2 separate regions of the Mus musculus genome follow, and region 2 is linked to region 1. The links are chromatin loops, found by intact Hi-C in ENCODE. Cell type or tissue: gastrocnemius. All regions are shown on one strand.

What was found. A loop is a pair of places that touch in the nucleus more often than their neighbours do. Peaks named below come from ENCODE experiments on the same cell type or tissue, not always from the same donor. Only the 100,000 strongest peaks of a DNase experiment are listed, where the experiment ranks them.
Region 2: it touches region 1 in a loop (2.6-fold over the local background); 2 of 42 quality-filtered maps call a loop at or near these places.

Annotation. Positions count from the first base shown.
Region 1 is chr16:32,531,345-32,539,344 of GRCm38, reverse strand. No RefSeq gene overlaps it. Among named protein-coding and RNA genes, the nearest start is that of Zdhhc19, 39 kb to the right of the region's middle. In gastrocnemius, a CTCF peak has its summit at 3,835 (motif pointing left); no DNase peak of the experiment used is centred here; H3K4me3 peaks cover 771 bases; H3K27ac peaks cover 1,610 bases.
Region 2 is chr16:32,582,872-32,590,871 of GRCm38, reverse strand. No RefSeq gene overlaps it. Among named protein-coding and RNA genes, the nearest start is that of Tfrc, 22 kb to the left of the region's middle. In gastrocnemius, no CTCF peak of the experiment used is centred here; no DNase peak of the experiment used is centred here.

The sequences.
Region 1 (8,000 bases):
AGCCCCAGGTACCAGCCACGGATATAATATGGAAGAGTTTATTTAGGGCATGGGGAGGGGAGTTGAGGAGGGAGTAGAGACAGAAAAAGGCAGGGTGAGGGAGAAAGAGGGAGGGAGGGAGGGAGGGAGGGAGGGAGGGAGGGAGGGAGGGAGGGAGAGAGAGAGGAAGGGAAGGAGGAAGGGAGTTTGGGGAGAGAAAAGACAGAGAGGGTAAGAGAGCAAGAAAGAGAGAGAAAAGGAGGCAAGGAGCCCCTTTTATAGTGAGTTAAGCTTCCTGACTGTTGCTAGGTAACCGTGGGGCGGAGCCTAGAAGGAATGCTAACACTGGTGGTCCTGAAACTCACTCTGTAGACCAGACTCAAATTCCTAAGATTACCTACCTCTACCTCCTGAAGGCTGGAATTAAAGGCTGGCATTTCATTTTCATTCCAAGTGAAAAAGATTTTTGTGAGAACTCTCATATTAACTTCTCCAAGAGTAGGATAATAACTTAGCTTAGGTTTGACTTTTATCCTGACTCCATTTTGATTTTTAATTTGCTCTGTTGGTTTGATGTTCAGGCTTCGACCTTAAAAAAACCTTTCTGCCCCCTTATTTACACATAAATGTACTCAAAGCAGCATGTGAGTGCTTTTACCTAAATGGAATCATTTAATACATTTTTTTTATGCTCCATTCCCCAACATCAAATATTTGGTTTGTCTGTTTGTTCACAGATCACACCACTCAATGTGCCATGCACAGTTTATGCTTCCCTTGTTGATGGTCTGGACCCCAGCTCCTCCTCACATGACCCTCAGAGACAGGCTCTGCGGAGGAGTCCGTCCAGCTTCCAGGAAGCCTCCTGGGTTGGCTCACTTTGAAGCTGGGCCACCCACAGACCCTCACAGCTTGGATTCAAGATCAAGGACTCCCCCACCCTACAAAAGCCTGAGGGGCAGGAAGGACCCAGCAGAGCCCAGGACCTTGCTGAGGCCATGGTTCCACCCTGCTGGGTAAGCTCTACAAAGTTCTGCTGGCCAGGGGGCCCACCAGTAAAGAAGATAAAAGGAGAGGTAAGGTAAACACAGTGAGTAGGCTAAAGGCTGCAGCAGAACAAAGGGGCTACAGATACAAATATAAGAAGAGATTAAGCCCTTGCTTGATCTAAAATTAGGACTCTTGAGGAACAAGGTCTCAAGCTGGAGGCAGATGGTCCTCTAGGAGAGCAGCCCCTCTTCTAAGATTCCTTCTTCGTGCTTGATGGCTAGGGCTCTTGAGCTACAGTCCCTGTTAGGAACTCCTTCAGTTGGAATTTGGTTATCCAGTCAACTCTTAAGAGGAAAAAACACTTCACGAGTTAGGGAGAAAGGCCTTAGTACTATACCAGCATGCTTGGGCTTTTCTGTGCTGGAAACATCTCTCCCACGCCCTGATACTCAGTTACTAATGATTTTCTACCTGGCTTGTAAACTAATTCACTTAGCATTTAGGAAATAGCATCACACTTAGAAACTCTTCGTGGCCTTCCTCATTACCTAAGAATTTGAACTATACACTAGGGCCACTGAGAAAATCTGAGCTGATTAAAACTTCATTAGTATTTATTGATAAACAGTTTGTTTGTTTGTTTATCTTTTTATTTTATTTTATTTTATTTTATTTTGAATATATGAATATTTTGCCTGGATGTATGTATATGCACCATGTGTATACCTTGTACCACAGACGTCAGAAGAGGGCATCAGATCTCTGGGATCAGATGATTGTGCTGAAGGAAGATAAAATATTGTAACTTGTGAGTTTAGGAGCCCACAGCCCGGCCTGGGACCAAGAACAAAGCAGAACAGCCCCCAGGCATGCCAGGGCAGGGCTGTTGTTAAGGCATTCCTAAGAACATCTTGACTGTAAAGATACAAGGACCAGCAGGGCTATATTATCTAAGAATCTCCCCTCTGTCTATTGCCCCTTGGTGCCGGGTAAAGTCATACATCAACTGGTTGCTATGTGAACAAAGATAAGCCCCCCAGTCCACAGGAAGAAAGTCCTGATGCCCTATGTTCTTTCTGTTAATGTTTGAATAAGCCAATAGTGTGTCGCTGTGCTGAATTCCACATCCCTAAGCCCCTTACCCCATAAAAACCCCTAGCTTTCAAGCCTCGTGGCCAACATCCGTTATCTCCTGTGTGGGATACATGTCGGTCTGGAGCTCCGTAATTAAACGTCCTCATGTAATTACATCAAGATGGTAGTCTGTTCGTGATTCTTGGGTGCACACCGAATCGGGAGTTGAGTGGGGGTTTCCCCACTAGGTTCTATCAGAGCCACCATGTTGGTGCTGGGAATTGAACTCAGGTCCTCTGCAAGAACAAGAGTGTTGGCAACTGGTTCTAATGCTTTAATTGGGAATCTGTGAGTCTAATGCTGAAGGTCCTTGTCTTCAACTAATTGAGGGTTTTTTTTTTTCCAAGAAAATACTCAATTATCTTTTGCCTACTAGACAATCTGATGGGGACATTTTCTCAGCTGAAGTTTCCTTTTTCAGTTTGACTCCTGTTAGACTGTATTTGACAAAAAAACAAAGAAAGAACGAAAGAAAGAAAGAAAGAAAGAAAGAAAGAAAGCTTAGCAGTTTCTTAAACCACTGTCTCAACATTCTTTTAAAAAGTTTATAGCATATATATGTATATGTATACACACACACACACACACACATGTATATAGTGGGGTTGCAAGCATGTTTTAGTATGTTTGTTGAGATGTGCCAGAGGTGCCCCAAATAAAGCATCTCTTGTGCTACCGAAGGAACATTAGAGGAAAGCCCCATCCTGGGAAGCCACACAGGAAAGTCTCTGGCTAACTGCAGATGAACCAGTTTGCAGGATTCTCAGAAGTTCACTGATCATGTCCACAGGGAAGCTAGGTCCCCTAGCTGAACCACTTGCCGTGGTCACAGGGCAGGTTTCAGCTTGAAGTGTGCGCGTGCTTGTGCTGTTAGAGACCAACCCAGGGTTCCCTGTATGGTCAGCAAATACTCACTTGTGCATTACTCCTTAGTGCCTCAGATCCTTTCCAAACTGCCTTTCAAAGACTCACTCTGGTATCTTTGCAGGTGGGGCCCCCTTCTCTCTCTCTCTCTCTCTCTCTCTCTCTCTCTCTCTCTCTCTCTCTCGGATCCACAGGTGCTGAGCTGGCAGACCACAGCTTGATCCTCCTCAGAGGACTGGGCCTCCTAAGTGGCAGAGATTTTTGACACCCCAGCAAAAAGCCTTAATTACTACTCCATTGCCTTGAGAGTCCAGCAAGGCTCCCTAAGACAGCAAGCGGGGAAGCCAGGAAAGCTTTTAGAACTGTTGTGGGCCATGTCAGGAGACCAGAGAGTCACATGGGGGTAATTTAGGATCCCAGTTGCTGGTACATATTGGGGGCAGCTCCCTGCAACCTCAGGGTTACTCTGGTTATATAACCTGGACACTTGTCAGGAAGATGTTGGCCCCCATAGAGTAAGCTCCCCACAGGAGAAAGGCCACTGCCTTACCTACTGCAAAAGCCATCACCCATCCCAATCTCTATTTGACCTGCACATGATTTTAGGGGTTTCTCAGTGGCAAAGCTACAAGAGCCCCTGACCTAGAGAAAGACGGCTCTTGTTTCCTGTCCTCCTCTGGAGAAGGTTTGAGGTCACACTCCATAGGTCACTAGTTCCACAGCTAAACAGTGTTGTCTCAGGAGTGAGCCTGAGGAGAAGAGGCACAGGATCCCCAGAAATACCAAGTACTCTGACCAACCCTGCCCTGCTAGAGGAGGTGGGGCCAGGGCAAGTATCCCAAAAATAGCCCTCTGGTGGCCTGGGATCCCTGCCTCTGAGGTCAAATTTGGAACTGAGAATCCCAGAGGGGCTCTGTTCTCATACTCTCCGTGGCCTGTCCCCTCAGGCAGGCCATCTGGACACTCTGGGGAAAAGGTACAGGCTCCCTGTGGACAGGGAGGTCGCTGTGGCAACCTCTTCTGCTCTGAAAGTGTATGTAGATTAAGAGCACTCTGGGTTGGTCTGAGCTGTTGGAAGTGGGCAGAAGGGAAGCAGGATTTTAACTCTGCAGCTCCTTATCCCTTAAGCAGATGAGCATAAAAACCAACGGGCAAGAGGAGAGGTGGGGCATACGTGTGTGTGTGTGTGTGTGTGTGATACATGTGCTGTGCAACAAAGGCTGCGTGTGGCATGTGTTGTACTTTTAAAGTATGTTTGTGTGGTGAATGTGTGTTCTATCATCGGTGAAACCATGATTACTTTTTAGGGGTTATTAATCTCTATAAAAGAATTTGGAGCTGGACACGGTGGTGCACACCTTTAATCCCAGCCTTGCAGAGGCAGAGGCAGAAGCAGGCGGACCTCTGAGTTTGAGAGCAGCTGGGCTAAATAGTGAGACACTGCCTAGGAATAAGTTAATTAATTTAAAAAATGTAGACGAAGACTTAAAAGGAAGCTTGTAGACGATCAGGCAAGCAATAAATCTCAGCAGCTGCTGCAAACAGGAAGATGGAGAAGAGGTAAAGTCTTGTGCAGTGGAGGGCGACAAGTGTTGTAGCCTCCGAATCTCTGCAGTTATCTATCCTGTTTCTTGGAAGCCTCACCAAAGAGACTTCAGTATTGTGTGCAGACGGTTTGCCTCTGTGTTCCCCCACCCCACCCCACCCCCCACTCCCTGCAGAAGCTCTCATCTTCCCTCCTGTCCAAGGCAAGCACAGTACACAAGCTGCTTTCTGCGCTGCATCCCCACTGCAGCAAGCTCAGGGCTCCCTCCCTGTCCCTGTCCACTCCAAGGGAACCCAGCCTGGCATTAGAATGGCACTGCCCATAAAACCTCCTTAATGAAAACACCCCGAGGAGCTAGATGCTAGCTTGAGACAGCCTCCCTGCCTCTGCTGACCAAAAACTAGCTCTCCCTCTGATAAAAGGAACTCTACAGGTGCCTGTCCTTGGGACCTTAAAGAACTAACTAACTCAAAGAAGATTAAGGGCCCATGTTTGAATCACAGAAAAAAGGTAATCAGAGGTCACAGACAGTTATGGCCGGCCATAAAAATTAGTTCCTAATAACCCCACAAAAGACACTTTTTAATCCCCTCCCAGCTTCAGTTCGGTCCCACCAAATGGTAACCCAACCTCTACTCCCCTTCACCCTAAGCTTTCAAAGAATCCCTAACTGCACTGTATATAAGCTCAGTGCTTTCAGGACTCGGACTCGGGGTGGCATGCATGCTAGCACCTACGTCATGGGGTGGGGGGCTTGCCAAACTCATTTCCAATAAAAAGACTCTTTTGCAAGTTGCAGTGGACTTCGAAATTCTTGGGCTCATCTGGGTTTCCTGCGGACTCAGGGCATAACACAAGCAGATATGCATGAAGAAAGAAGAGTGTCAGAGAAAAAGAGGGGGAGAGACCCCAGAGCATCAGGCAAAGCAAGCTAAGGGGTTTTGTTTGTTTGTTTGTTTTGAGGTGGTGGGAGGAGATAGAAAGAGTAAAAGAAAAGTTACACTTTTCTTAGTTATTTTAAAAAGTGTGCAGACTTAACCAAGCCTTGGCAGAGGCTCTGTAACCTATACTGAGGGGGCGGGGTGGGGGTGGGGGCCTCCAGGAGGAAAGCACACCATCTCATTATGGGGATAATTATTCCTCCATCATGGCTTGGCCTCTGTGAATGGCCTTCCTGAGTGGTGGTCTTTTAGCTAAGTGATTGACAGGTCCTTAAGGAAGGCGACAGTCACAGACTGTTCCAATCTTCCCAAGCAAAGCAGAGCGAAACATAGAAGAGCAGGTCTCCACTCTGCCCAAGGCCAGAGGTATCTTCTATGTGCCTGACTGATGAGAGTCTCCTGCTGTGTATTCTGTGCGCGCGTTCGGGGCATCTGTGTGCTATGTGCTGGCATGGGGATGGTCACTCGGTCAGTGTGCATGGGTGGAAGGTGGTTTTCCTTGGAGGGAACTAAACAAAGGAAATGAGAAGTTGAGGTCAGGAGAGAGGTCGAAACTGAAAAAAAACCAGGGCAATCTGTGGATGAAGTAGAATTAAAGGGAAATAGACGGCCTAAGTGTGGGCAGAAGAAAAGCAGCCTCCTCGGGCCGAAGGCCATCCAACCCCTCCTGTGGAGTGAAAGCAGAAGGAAGAGGTGGCCACTGGGAACGAGCACCATGTGAGCAACGGAAAACCTGGCTGCAGGTGCTGAGGCCAGCTATTTTTACATAGACACCTGTCTTCTCTCGCTTCTGGGCCGCAGGCAGACTCGATCACTTTGTGTTGCCTTTTTTTTTTTTTTTTTTAAAGCTATTATATTGGGTTCTTGTACCTCTACCTCCTTTCTAACCCCCAACACTAGGAAGGAGAGAAAGAAGGTCAGAAGGGAAAGGCGGTATAGACCTCTATAGACTACTTCTTGCTGATTAGGGGTTTCAGGTTCCTAGGGGCAAGTCCAACCATCATTGTCAGAATGACAATGTTGGGGTGATCTTTTTGTGCACTGTGTAAATGTTGACATCTGTGCCCAGCAGGAAGTTGAGGGCAGGCCTGACTTTGGAATTGTTAGGCATCACCTATCTCAGGGTTTTATAACTCTCCCTCCAACAACTTCTGATTGGTTTAATAAGGAGCTGAAGGGCCTACAGCAGAGCAGGAGAGACCAGCTGGGATTTCCCCAGGAGAGGAAAGGCGGGACTTCTGGGCAGAGAGATAGCAACTCTGGGAGAGAGTCTGAGGCTGGAATTTCACTAGACACAGAGGAAGTCTGGAGTGTGAAGCTGAGGAGAGGTAACGAGCCACAAGGCAGACATAGATTAATATAAATGGGCTAATTTAAGCTAAGGCCTAAAGCTTTCCTAATTAATAAAAGATCTCCAGGTGGAGAGATGGCTCAGTGGTTAAGAGCACTGACTGTTCTTCCAGAAGACCTGAGTTCAATTCCCAGCAACCACATGATGGTTCACCCATCAGTAATGGGATCCGATGCCCTCTTCTGGTGTGTCTTAAGACAGCTACAGTGTACTCATATAAATAAAGTAAAATTGAAAAAAAAAGAGAGAGAGACTTCTTAAAAAACATTAAATAAATAATAATTTTTTTAAAAAAGAAAAGAAAGTTTTTAAGTCTCCACTGAGAGCCTCCTCAGCTTGCGGCTCCCGACCTCTCTGGCGGCTCCGTACGGGAAGCTGATTCAGGTCTCTTTACTCAGTTACTCTTCCCCAAGGCCAAAAACCTAGTATAGAAGTCTTTGAAGGCAGAGAGACCTGAGAAGATCCACATTCTTCTGATTGGCTGCATGAGACCCTGAATACCATACAAAGCTCTTTGAGCCTCCCAAACAGGGGTAATATCTGTGCGATTAAACAGAAGATCACTGAAGAGTGCCAAACAGCGGGAAGTAGCCAGCAAGACAGCGCCTTCCTGGAGATGGAGCCTTGTCGTTCAGTCAAAGGAAACCACGATCGATCGTGTCAGTTCTCAAATGCGTTCCTGATGAAATTCAACTGTTTATGACCAGGAGTCACTGTTTCGCCTTCCTTTGCCCTGAGAACATGACTACGCGTGAGTCTTCAGCAGTTAGATCTACCAAGTGCCGGGTGCCCTACTGCTCGGGGCCTGCTGCCTGTTTGGGGGGAGTTCACTGTGTAACTATCTGTGGTGGTTTGACTAGGAATGCTCCCATGGGCTCATCCATTTGGATGTTTGGTCTCTAGTTGCTTGAACAGTTTGGGAAGGATTAGGAGGTGTGGCCCTGTTGGAGGAGTGTGTCACTCAGGATGGATTTTGAGTTTTTAAAAGCCTAAACGGTTCCCAGTCAGCTCTTTCTGCTTCCTACTTGTGAATAAGGACGTAAGCTCTAAGCTACTGCTCCAGAGCCATGCCTGCCTGCCTGCCCACCCCATGCTCCTTGACACGGTGATAACGGTCTCACCTTTGAACTCTAAGCCGACAATAAACTCTCCTACGAGTTGCTCTGTTCATGGTATTTTGTCATAATGGTGGAAA
Region 2 (8,000 bases), 52 kb before region 1:
AAACAAAACAAAAAGCCGGGGCCTGGCAAACACAGAAGTGGATGCTCACAGTCTGTTATTGGATGGAACACAGGGCCCCCAATGGAGGAGCTAGAGAAAGTACCCAAGGAGCTGAAGGGGTCTGCAAACCTATAGGTGGAACATCAATATGAAATAATCAATACCCCTGGAGCTCGTGTCTCTAGCTGCATATGTAGCAGAAGATGGCCTAGTTGGCCATCATTGGGAAGAGAGGCCCCTTGGTCTTGCAAACTTTATATGCCTCAGTACAGGGGAATGCCAGGGCCAAGAAGTGGGAGTGGGTGGGTAGGGGAGTGGGGGGGGTATGGGAGACTTTTGGGATAGCATTTGAAATGTAAATGAAGAAAATACCTAAAACAAAACAAAACAAAACACCTCCTTCCTCCACACAACAGCAGTCCTGAACGGCCAGGAGAACAGAATGGATGTCCTCGGATTTAATTTCAGTGCTGCTGTTTATAAAATCAAAGGGTCCTTGCGAATCTCTTGTCCAGCCACACCTTTACTTCCCTATAGTTTCCCACATCCTTAGATCCATTAGCACCGGAAAGAGTAAGATTCGCAGAGGGTCATAAATTTAGATTCAGGAATTAGCTAAGAAGCTCTGCTAGGTTGCTTTCTGTTGCTGTGATAAACACCATGACCCAAAGAACCTGGGGGAAGGAAGGGCTTTATTTCATCTTAGACCTCTCAGGAGGCAACCAAATGGAAATATTAATGGATTTCAAAACGTAGCGCGCAGCTAGAGAGACGGCTAAGTGAATAAGAGCACTTGCTGCTCTTCCAGAGGACTCAAGTTCAGTTGGTAGCACCCGAGTCAGGCAGCTCACAAGCACCTGTAAGTCCAACTCTTCTGGCCTCCAGAAGTCCCTGCACACACCCTGCTGTGCCGCGTCTCTTCCTGTTGCACACTGAGCTGGACTGGAGGGAGGGAACCTTAACTGGGTGCTGTTAGGTGCAGTGCAGGATCTCTGTCAATGAAGTGTGCATAGACAGTGAACACACTGGATCATTTATTGGGGAAAATGGGTATTTATGCCCCTGGGGAGGTGGCCACAGTCTCTGGGGCAAGGTTTGTGTGGTCCTGTACCATTGGCCAGGGCAGGGGTGTTGGAAGATGCTTCATCTACAGACTTGGGGGCTGTAGGGTGGGGGTGGGGGGAACTTTATAAGGTCAAACGAGAAGTGAAGCTTGAAGTGTCAGGGTAATAAACTCTCACTAAGGTTGATGGTGCGGGAGCAGCTTTATGGTTCCAGGTTGAGAAGGAGGAGGTAGCCAACTCCTGCCATCCTCATGTTTGAGGTAATTAGTGTTAAAGCTCCCTCAACCCTGCCTCCATAATCCTGGGCCATTGCAGTTCCACAATACCCCACCCCCATATACATGAATAAAAAATAAAGTACTTTTCTGAGACAGGGTTTCTCTGCGTAGCCCTGGCTGCCCTGGAACTCCCTCTGTAGACCAGGCTGGCGTGGAACTCAGAAATCTGCCTGCCTCTGCCTCCTGAGTGCTGAGATTAAAGGTGTGCGCCACCACCTTCCCACTAGCCTATAGCTGAACTTGAACTTGTTGACTGTTATTTTAAAAAGAGACAATAGATCTTTCTTCACTTTTACCTTTAAAGGGGAGGAAAGCCTTCTGGTTACTAGAAATGACAGTTTCTATGAGTATGAGCCATTTAGATAATAAAAATAATAAATAAAGTTTTCTTATAAAATCCCTACTCACAGGGTGTAGGGTCTCATGTCACAGATATCTACAGACATCTCTACGTCTACTTTAGCCTGTATAGCTCCTGAAAAGACACAGAGACCTGGTAATTTTTATTAACAAGCTGCTGGCATTCTGTTGGGCAAGCTCTGATGTATTCTAACCCTGCTCGACTGTTAATGCCAGATAAATGCCCCAATACTTGCCATTCGAGTCTTAATCTGGCTTGTTCTATTCCATGTGTGTCCTCCAGGTGAATCCTCCATGTTTTCCACAGGCTCTCATACCTGTCTTCTCTTCCCTCCATCTGCCACATGCCCCTTCTTCTCCTGAACCCTCACCTGGTTCTTCTCCCTCAGACTCCTGGTTGGGTCCAGAAGTCCAACCTTTCTATCTCTGCCCAGTCATTGGCTGTTCAGAGCCAATGACTTTTATTAGCCAATCTGAGATAATCAGGGATCATTTCTTTATGCAACATTGATACGGGAGATTCTTCGATATTCATGACAATGCCCACATCTGGACTGTAACTAGATCTTGGGTCACAGAAATCAGCATCTGAACACACAGAGTACAAGACCTCCTCCAACAGTGATCAAGTTAAAACTCCTCCGCTAAATGACCCGAGGAACTCGTGTTCTACAGACCCAGAACTAACCCCTCTCTGAGAAGGACCCCTTCAGCTTGAAGCAGTTGAGAAAGAGTCGATGCTCCTGTCCCCCTCTTCTTTGATGGCTCTGTTCCCCACCCTTTTCTATGCTTTTAGACTTTGGAATGACAGAGTGCTGTGGTTGTAAAAATAGGATTCCTATAAGCAGCTGACCTCCTCAATTGTTATAATCAGCCCAGAAAGGAATGTCCATTGAGACAGCCCATCTCACAAGATAATTTGCCTTCACCTTAGGCAAATAATCTCGTGAGGGAAAGACTGCAGACCCCCCCAGCACCCCCCCCCCGTGGCTGCAACAATTTCCTCATTCCCAACCCCTCACCCCATACCCCAAAAAGGGTTCCAGGCAGCCTTGTCCCTTTACAAATCCCTCCATTTCCTTCCCATAAGAGAGGCTGCTCCTTGTACTGCTCGCTAATAAACACAATCTCATCTGTTGAGGTCACACTATGGTCTCTTTCCACATTCTATGTCTTTAAGATGCCTCAGAAATCTAACAGCCATGCTGTTTTGGAATGCTCCTCCATTTTGGTTAAATGATGAGAGTCCCCTAAAATAAAAGTAACTTAGTTCCGAGTTGTTTTTCTAGATTCTTGCCTCTCTGTCCCATCAATCCCAGTAATCGCCACCACACAGATAATTATTAGTCATCTGACATTCCTTAATCCACCCCACACCCTACCTCCCTAGCCCCTAGCAGTGGCTGACCTCAGACCAAAAAATGAGAAAAAAAAATCAGTTCCCACCCCTCTCCTTTTCTGCCTTAAAACTATTCTAGCCCCTAAGGAGATGACAAGCTACAGTTTTCACACTAGATACTCCTTGTTAGGCCTTTTCCCATGTCATAGTTGAGTCACCTGTCTCTTCTTACCTTATACATGGCAGTCATGTGGTGAGGGTATGTAAGGTCCCACTGTTGTAGGATATTTGATCATACTATGATCTGTGAGATTGTGTTATTTATTGGAAAAACCTGTTTTGAGTTGTAATGTGGCTCAGCCTTAGCACACACCTTTAATTGAAGAGCTTTCTGCTTGAATATTGTAAACAGGATTAAATAAAGTCAACCATAGGTCAAGAGGCAGAGCAAGCAACCAGTTGACAGAAAGTGAACATTAAGAAAAAAATCATAGAGAGTAAGGAGTCAGGAGGTCAGATGGAGAGATGTACAGGAAGTAGAAGGGAGGGACATTCAGTTTGAAGGTAGGTTTTTGAGATGGCATGAGAGAGGGCATTCCTTCTTGATCGTTGGCTGAAGAGGAAGGTCAGCTGGGTACTTTGCCTCTCTGAGCTAGCAGCCTTTCACCCCAGCACCTGGCTCCCAGAACTTCATTGGTAAAATAGAACAATTGCGATTTTTGCTAAAAACAAACAAACAAAAAACCCAAAACAATGTTGGGCACAACCACACAGACACAGAACTCATGCCAGCTGCAGACAAACTCAAAAGTCATCAGATTTTGTAAGGCACCTGGAAAGACCTCAAGGAGAGAGTTAAACAATATTTAAAAAAACTTTCCCATATTAAGGATGAGAAATATCATAATATAGGTTAGGACCCTGTGTAGCTACTTTAGATGGCTTGAAAATAGAAGCAGAAAATGAGAAGATAAATGGCTTAATTGAGGTTGACATAGTACCCATAATAATTACTATTAGTCTGGCAATTCATATTTTATCCTTACTAGCTATAGTCGATTTTTGGGCCAAATATGATAAGTGGATTGATAAGATACAAGTCTTAGAGAGACTTACAGATGAAAATAAGAAAATATTTAGACACAGACAGAAATTTAGATAAGAACATATCGTGCCACTGCATGATGAAACTGAAGAGGGATGGGCCGAGGTTGTTAGAAAACCGAGCTTAGTTTATCCAGTTACTATACAAGAACTACCAGCATCTTATAGGCACCCTCAAGGTTATGAAAAAGTTAAATGGACTCTTATATATATTAGAATTGAGGAGATTTAAGGAAGTAATCATTTCATATGATATGTTTTCACCCTATGTGAAGCATCTGCATTTAAAGATTTGGCAAGAGCAATATTGAAAGCTGGTCCTCAGCTACAATGGCGAACTGTTATTAGACGCGTTCTCACGACCGGCCAGGAAAGACACCACAGACCAGAATCTTCTGCGGCAAAGCTTTATTCCTTACATCTTCAGGAGCCAGAGTGCAAGAAGCAAGAGAGCAAGAAGCAAGAGAGAGCGAGAAAACGAAACCCCGTCCCTATTAAAGAGAATTCTCCTTCGCCTAGGACGTGTCACTCCCTGATTGGCTGCAGCCCATCGGCCGAGTTGACGTCACGGGGAAGGCAGAGCACATGGAGTGAAGAACCACCCTCGGCACATGCGCAGATTATTTGTTTACCACTTAGAACACAGCTGTCAGCGCCATCTTGTAACGGCGAATGTGGGCGCGGCTCCCAACATCTCCCCCTTTCCTTTTAATAAGAGCAAATAGGCCACCCATATTAATGAGAGTGGAGATAGAGGTCAAATCCCCAGTGTGTAGGTAAAGGAGCCATGTACAGGATTAGCTCTTAGGCTCACAGGCTTTTACCCAGAGCAACCCTGACCTGCTCCCGTGTCGTTTTGCCTGGGGGAAGGGAACTAGGACACTGAACCTTCATGAAAGATGACATGTCTCCCTAGAATAGGCTCATATATGCCGCAGAGCCTTTCCATTGCAGTGCTTAGCCGTGCAACTCTCTCGGGCTGCTGAAGCACACTCACTCTATCCCGTGCAATGAGACTAGCCTCGTGGGATATAAGAGCTGAGTGGCCAGCGACCTATTGCCTAAGCATAGATAACCATATATCAGGGGGAGCACCATGTTCTAGAGCTGCAAGCGCCTGGGCAATAACCACCTTGTCTCTCCTAGTTTAGGCCTTAAGCTTACAGACCAATCAAAGAAGCAACACTAATCCACAGCAAAGTGTATCTCCAAATAATATTAATCCCACCCATTTTTTAAAGAAAGAAAATGCTGAGGAGATCCAATTGGGTAATCCTTTGGTCAGGGACAGGTCCAAGCGCGTGGAGTTGACCTGAAGTCTCAATTCCCGAAGGATCTGTTCAAATTCAGCCATCCAATTCTGTAACATATACTGAAAAAGACTTTTTGACAAATTAGCTGCCCTAGTAAATTTAACATACTGAATGGAAATAACACACAATCCCGGAAACTTTTGTTCACATCCCTGCTGAGTTATTTGTCATAATGCATCTAGTTGTATCTGGACAAGATCTATGAGTTGATTAACCAGCATGAGACCTCTCTGTATCTTGACATTAGCTGAGGCCTGTTTATCTATGACTGTAGTCACTGAGGCTGACAAAGTGTTAATGGTGTCAGTCGTCTGGACCTGTCCAGACAGAGCCAAGGCTGTCTGAATCAAGGCTAAACCCAGTTCCTAGTTAGTGGTAAAAAAGCAGGAGAATACTTGAGCATTATACATCACCGTCATTGGGAGTGGAAATGTCGACATTATCCCCCAACGCTGCTCTCTTTTTATTATTGACGCCCTGGACATCACCAAGACGAGGGACATCAGTATTCCCTTGGTCAGTCTGGATTTTTCGGGTGAGTCTTTCTGGTACCCAAAATGGGTTGTCTTCATTCTGTGGGAAAACACAGATAGCTCCCCTGGATCTTATCAAAATAGGATCCGGGCCATACCATTTATTATCAAGGACATTTTTCCATTTAACCATCTCATTGGGCCTATCTGGCTCTGAACAATGACGTTCAGCCGCAGTATGGCCATGAACATCAATATTTAAAAAATTGAGTGTAAAGAGTGCCAAAGACACAGACACTCTTGGTGCTCGGGGTACAGTCTCCTCAAAAGTTCCCCTCTTCTGTTTTATAAGATAAGCTTTGAGGGTGCGATGCGCACGCTCAACAATACCCTGTCCTTGAGGGTTGTATGGAAGTCCAGTCAGGTGGGTTACGTCCATCTGACGGCAGAACTGTTGGAATTTTTGAGACGTATAAGCTGGTCCATTATCAGTCTTAAGGAGTCTGGGTTTCCCCCAAGCACTCCATGCCTCAAGACAATGTTGAATCACATGTGAGGCTTTTTCTCCGGTTAACGGAGAAGCAAACATGATGCCAGAACATGTGTCAATGGACACATGGAGATATTGAAGTTTTCCAAAGGAAGAAACATGTGTAACATCCATTTGCCAGACCTGTAGAGGTCGAATACCGCGTGGGTTAATTCCCACATGAGGAACTGGCAAGAACTCACAGCAGCTTTGACATTGAGTAACAATGTCACGGGCTTCTTTTCTTGTCAGGGAGAAACGACTGCGTAATGTTTCAGCCGTCACATGAAAATTGTTATGAAAATTTCTTGCAGCCTCTACCGGGGATGATAGGGCAGCAGCCACCACTTTAGTGGCCTTATCTGCCAAATCATTTCCCAGAGCCATGGGGCCAGGTAGGCCTGAATGGGCTCTAACATGAGTAATATAAACAGGAGATCTTCTAGATAACAAAACTAATTGTATCTGCTGAAAAATATTGGCAACTCTACTGGAAGGCTTAATCACTCCAGCCACTTCTAAAAGATTTACTGCATTAACCACATAACAGGAATCTGACACAATATTAAGGGGTTCTAAAAAGGTTTTTAAAACTTCTAAGACCACTAAACATTCTACCACTTGAGGTGAATTTTCATTATACTGTTTGGATACCACTTTACCATTAGCCACATAGGCACCTATGCCAGTTTTTGATCCATCAGTATATACCACAATCCCATTTTTAAGTGGGTTTCTTACTGTTATTTGTGGAAACACAACAGATTGATTTTGGGCAAACTGTAAGATTGGATGCTTTGGATAATGGTTATCTATTTTTCCTGAAAAGGAGGTAACTAAAACTGCCCAATCATTAGATGTGGCTGCCAAGGTTTGAACCTGTGCAGCGGTATAAGGTACAATTAAAAGATATGGACTTTGCCCAAAGTGGGTGATTGCTGCTTTTAGACCTTTAAGGGCAAGCTGTGCAATTGCATCAGGATACCAATCTATTATTTTAGCTGGGGATACGTTTGGATGGATCCACAACAATGGCCCATTCTGCCACAAAACTGCAGTTGGCAATTGTGCTGTCTTAAAGACACACAAACTGAAAGGTTGCGAATCCTCAATACGTTGTAATTGTGCATTTTGTAAGGCTTTTTCCACTTTTTGTAAGGCCTGGTTAGCAGCTAGAGTAAGAGTCCTAGGGGAGGAGATATGAGGATCTCCTTCTAAAATACCAAACAAAGGCCTTAACTCAGCGGAAGGAATCTTTAAAAAAGGTCTGAGCCAATTAATATCTCCCAACAGCTTTTGAAAATCATTTAAGGTATGGAGGTGATCTCTTCTTATCTCTACCTTTTGGGGCACAATCTTATCTGGGGACACCACAGAGCCCAAGAATTGTCCTGTATCAGAAATTTGGACCTTTTCTGTGGCTATCTGTAAACCCCACTGACTTAAAGTTTTAAGTAGAAAAGGATATGCCTTTTGTAGCATGGTAAGGTCTTTATGGCACAGGAGGATGTCATCCATGTAAAGGAGCAAAATTAAAGAG